Linked DNA regions of Homo sapiens: region 2 is linked to region 1. Evidence: read pairs that join two places in POLR2A ChIA-PET (ENCODE). Cell type or tissue: HepG2. All regions are shown on one strand.

Region 1 (2,500 bases):
GCAGCCCCTGTTGTTACTGTGTCGCTTGTTCTTGTTTCCCCTGCAGTACGCACTTTATAAAAAGATGACACAGGCTGCCATCCTTATCCAGAGCAAATTCCGAAGTTACTATGAACAAAAAAAATTCCAGCAGAGCCGACGGGCTGCTGTGCTCATCCAAAAGTACTACCGAAGTTATAAGAAATGTGGCAAAAGACGGCAGGCTCGCCGGACGGCTGTGATTGTACAACAGAAACTCAGGTGGGTGGAGAAGAGCTCATGGAGGTAAAGCTCCCTAGGGAAGAGAACTCTGACTTCTTTGAAAGACTTGTCCTGGGCTGACATTGGAGTCTGGGGTGGGCCTAAAGCATTGGCAGTCACTGTGTTCCAGAACGTTTTAGGCATGGTGGCTGATAAGTACACCTGTGCTGAGTCTGGTTTTGAATATTTAGCTCTTTCTCTCCACCTCCCACCCAATTATTTTGATATTGCCACCCAATTTTACCTTATATCAGAATTTGGCAGCACCAGTTTCTACTCAGAAAGTTACCACTCAATTATAGTAGTTTAACCCATTTCCTGTTTAGGAAAAAAAAAAAAAAGTACAGCCCGCTGCCAGCACTCATGTAATTTTACATAAACATGCTCTTTGAGGCTGAAGGAAATCTGATTTTCAATGTGAAAATAAAATATGAAAACTATTCTTGGAGTTATTTCTAAACAGAACTTGTTCCTAATCCTAATGTAACTGAAACGTATATGATGCTACATTCCGATTAGAGACAAGGCTATTCTTGACACAAATGGGAAATGAGTGAAATTGTAGAATTACTGCATGTGAGACCTTGGGAGAGTAATTAGGGTTAAGCTGTTCCATTTTAGAGACTGTAATAAAAATGTTGAGCCAAGTAAAATATATTGATCAGTACATTTACAAAATAGCCCAAAGAGTGTATCAACTCCGGTGAATCACCTTGTAAACTAAGAAAGCCTCTCTAATGCCAGAATGCCTTTTGTGGCAAAATGAGCTTATAATGAATTGTGGAAGAATATTTAAGTGACATTTTATTTTCAGTCTTTGTATAGTCTGTCTTGAAGCTGAGAGCGCCTATACACACCCTCCTTTCTCCTCTAGTGATGCCCGGACTCGATACTATGGGAACAGCATACGCACTCATCCCCCTTCAGATTGTATACATCTTTAACATATGCTGTTGGCTTTGCTACACGAACTGCTTAATTCAGAGTCCTCTGTCACTGCTGACCAGTTTTCCATATTGGGCTTTACTGTAACCTTCTTGTGACAATAATATTCTGACTTTTTCAGGAGCAGTTTGCTAACCAAAAAGCAGGATCAAGCTGCTCGAAAAATAATGAGGTTTCTTCGCCGCTGTCGCCACAGGTACACTAGTCCTTGTTTATACATTCTGCTCAGGGAGAATGATGAAGCAACCCTGACCTTCTTAACCCTCACTAACTCCTATGTAAAGCTAATCCCCCTGCAGATAATCAGGGCAGACGTCCCAAATTACAATAGGGCGGTAGAGCTCTTTAACTAGGGATCAGGTTGCTACCCTTGGAGTGCTGGTAACCATGTCAGACGATGCTGTTTGAACAATGGAGATTCATGCCCGTGTTTTTCTGTTTTAATTTGGGTGTGAGGTCAACTTAGTCGGACTAGCTTTTAATTCTAAGTTTCTCTTTAACCTGTGATTGATATGCCACATTGCAGTATGTTCTTTGCTCTAATCCTTTACTATGCTAGCGCGTGTCCAAACAGAAAACAGTTTCTAGTCTCAAGGAAGGGAAAGAAAACCACGAATTCCAAACAAGTTTTCTGATGTAGAATTTCCACCAGATAGCTGGTGCCCTCTGCTGGTCATGTAATCGCCAACATGCTCTATTATTAAACTATCAATTAAAGCCGGTCCGTGATGAGGAACAGGAGAGATCACTGGAATGCAGCTGTTCAGGAAAAGAAAGACATCTGAGACTCTGGGCACATCTTCAATTAGTAGGAAATGGGGTCCTGTGACCCCAGCATTCTGTGGGATGCAGCATCTTCTCATGGAGCTAAGCCAGAGGAATTTCTCTTTGTTCCTCAAATTTGAGATTTCTTTATGAAGACTAGCGTCTCTACTTAGATTTCAGAGGGCTGGTGAAAGTGGTTTGTGTTCTTTATCCAGGTGAATATTCCAGTCTGACGTCTGTAACTGCGGCCATCCGAGCTGGGTGTAGACCACCTTCTGTGTGGTTGGGTTGTTGCTCTGTGTGTCAGGAGCTGTGCAGTTTATAATACCAAACATTAAAGCAGACTCTCTAATGTCTTACTTCCTCTTCCTATTTAATTATACCAAAAGTCCTAGTATTCATATTTAATTGGATTCCTTGGATGTTTCATTTTGCTTTAGTTTTTCTTACTCCTATACCATATGATTGCCGGCTTTGAAAATATCTTGCCTTTAAGACTTAATAGGTTTAATGGGTTATTTGTACTTTTACTTAAATTAACAGAAGAATT
Region 2 (2,500 bases), 72 kb before region 1:
GTTTTAGTTTTGCAGAACAAATGGGGAATGGAGTCAGGAACTCTCCAGAGCTCTGGCTCTCCCTGAGTGACTTGGCCGGCCTCACTAGAATGAACCCAAGGATGCTGGGACCACTGTAGGACCCTGCCTGGCAGATGGAGCCTTTTCAGAGAGCAAAGTCACAGTCAGGCAGTGCCCCAGAGCTCAGGACACATCTGCAGGCCCCCTGGAAACCCAGAGAGCCAGCTGTACCCCAGAAGCTACGGCACGGGAGGATGCTGCCATAGAAACCGGGGGGAAGGGGAGCCACCCAACTGCTTCATGACAGACACACCCCGGGACCTCGGCCACCCCAGGCCCCTCGAGATGGGCCTGCCGCCAAGCTGGGCACCTGCTCCCTAGCTGCCCCCCCCCCCAGAACTTTGAGCTCTGAACTCTGTGGGCCTCCAAGTTGAAATAAGCACCCCTGCACCTGCAGGATACACAGGAGGGTGACAGGAATTGGGGCGGCGATGACATCAAGGCCTGGGCGTCCAGCAGCATCGCCTCTGTTACCACCAGCCAGGGCACAGCTAGGGGAACAGTAGCTCCGCAGCTTGGACCCCCAGCTCAGAGCGCCCTGCTGAACCAGAGGGGACCAGCCTGGGGTCCACCTCGGCCCAGGGGCCCTGCAGAGAGCAGATCAGGGCCCTGAAGGACGCTTTCCTTTGGTCTGGGCCAGTTGTCCTTTCAAGGAATGAGTGGGAGGCAGGGACAGAGGAACTGCCAGACCCCACCTGGCTGGGGAGAAGCGGGTCTTCCCTGGCTATTCTTTTTCCCCCTAAATGAATACAAGGCACTCACCCACCCAAGGGCCCAGCCTTCCCAGCCTTTCACCAGCTTGATAAATACTAAGGGAGGGGAGGGGAAGCAGCGCCGCAGTCGCAGCGCAAAGGGGGCCGCGGGAACAGCTAGTCGGGAGCGCGGGGGTCCCGGGCCTCTGGCCAGCCACGGGGCCTGGCCATGAACTTTGCGTCCGGGCCAATGCTGCAGTGGCCGGGCGGTGGTGAGCCTTCCGTTCCCCGCCTGTCCCTCCCGGCCCCTCCCCTCGGTCTCCGCAGCTTCTCGGCTCAGCCCCTCCCGTCCCCGCGGGCGCTGGGCCGATTCTCCCTCCGCGCTGGCCAGGCCGTGGAGACGGGTTCGCCGCGGAGAGGGGAGGAGGGCTGGGGAAGGGGTGGGCGCCAGGGGACTGCAGCGCGGAGCAAACTGGGGCACGGCTGCCGGCGGCGCGCGTGCACACACTCTCTCCCACGCGCGCGCCCTCCCGCCGACGCGCAGCCGCAATGCGGGGCCCTTCGCGGAACTGCTGGCGGCGCCGCGCCCCGCGGGGTCTGGGGCCCCAGCAGGGACTGCGAGGACCGCGGGACTAGGAAGGCCTGAGCCCGGCCACCCGCCTCCGAGTGCGCCGCACCGTGCGGCGGGGACCACAGGCCTTCGGTGGGCGGCGAGCCCTGGCTCCCTCGTTCGGTGGCCTCTGCTGCATGTGGGATGCGCCCTTTGTCCCCTCTGCCATGCGCGGGGGAAAATGTTTGAGGGCGGGGAAGAGACTGTCTGCCCTCATTTGATCTAAAACATGAATTTGTTTGCTTGGCTAAAGGCCGGGGGGGGGCGTGGGTCCGGGGCGCAGAGAACACGCGCGCGCGCGCGCGCGCCAGCAGCAGCAGCAGCAGCAGCTGCTGCGGCGAAGTCTTTGTCCCCGCGGCGCAGCCTTTGTCCCCGCGGCGTAGCTTTTGTTTGCGCAGCCCCGCCCTGCGGAGGGCGATCGTCCCCACGTTGGGGCCGGGGGGCAGGGACCCGACGTCCCCAAAATCTCAGCTGGGGCGCAGCCATCCTGGGAGAGACCGGGCGTGGAGATGGGGGAAGGTGGGAGGAGGAATCGCAGCCTTCTGGATCCCGGAGCTGCAGCGCCTCCCCCAGACCTAGGGGTCTTCCCCTCCCTTCCCCTGCGCCCCACTGTGAGCTCCAGGGTCAAAGGCCCTGTCTGCTGGACCCCCATCACTTAGCCCAGGGTTGGCACGTGGTGGGCTGCAGTACATATTTGTGATATGAATGCAGGCACACGTGAATGAGTGCAGGAGGGACTGTCAAAAAGCTGAATCCAACTAGTGGTAAGGAAGGTTTCACAGAGGAAACGACCCCCTTGGTGAGACCTGAAGCCTGAGCAGGGTTAGCCCGGGAAGAGGGGGCATCAAGGGTGGCAGGAGAGGGAATGAGCGGCTGCCTTTAACCCAGGGTCTTCGGGAACTGCCGTTTTCACCATTTCTCCTCCACCCACAAAGGTGCGGATTCAGAACAAATTTCCTCTGTCCTGACCTGACCCCAGGCCATTTGCACAGGACCCCAGGGAGGTCTGAGCAGGCCAGCTCTTCATACAAAGATGCAAGGGGGACCTCTTCCAGGCTAGAGGTAGGCAGGCAATGGGGTTTACCCTGGAGACCCACTGGGGAGGATCTCTGGGAAATGTCACTTATACCTGTGATAG

Evidence for each region. ChIA-PET counts read pairs that join two places held together with the same protein. Peaks named below come from ENCODE experiments on the same cell type or tissue, not always from the same donor. Only the 100,000 strongest peaks of a DNase experiment are listed, where the experiment ranks them.
Region 2: POLR2A ChIA-PET joins it to region 1 with 11 read pairs; 11 of 35 experiments call an interaction of 5 or more read pairs at or near these places.

The regions. Positions count from the first base shown.
Region 1 is chr1:7,751,153-7,753,652 of GRCh38, forward strand. It overlaps CAMTA1 (calmodulin binding transcription activator 1), which reads left to right. Exons shown (of 23, transcript NM_015215.4): 20 at 47-240; 21 at 1,307-1,381. Among named protein-coding and RNA genes, the nearest start is that of VAMP3, 19 kb to the right of the region's middle. In HepG2, a CTCF peak has its summit at 1,848 (motif pointing left); DNase peaks (open chromatin) are centred at 1,469 and 1,849.
Region 2 is chr1:7,679,192-7,681,691 of GRCh38, forward strand. The region is part of intron 11 of CAMTA1 (calmodulin binding transcription activator 1); the gene reads left to right. Among named protein-coding and RNA genes, the nearest start is that of VAMP3, 91 kb to the right of the region's middle. In HepG2, no CTCF peak of the experiment used is centred here; a DNase peak (open chromatin) is centred at 1,060; H3K4me3 peaks cover 2,097 bases.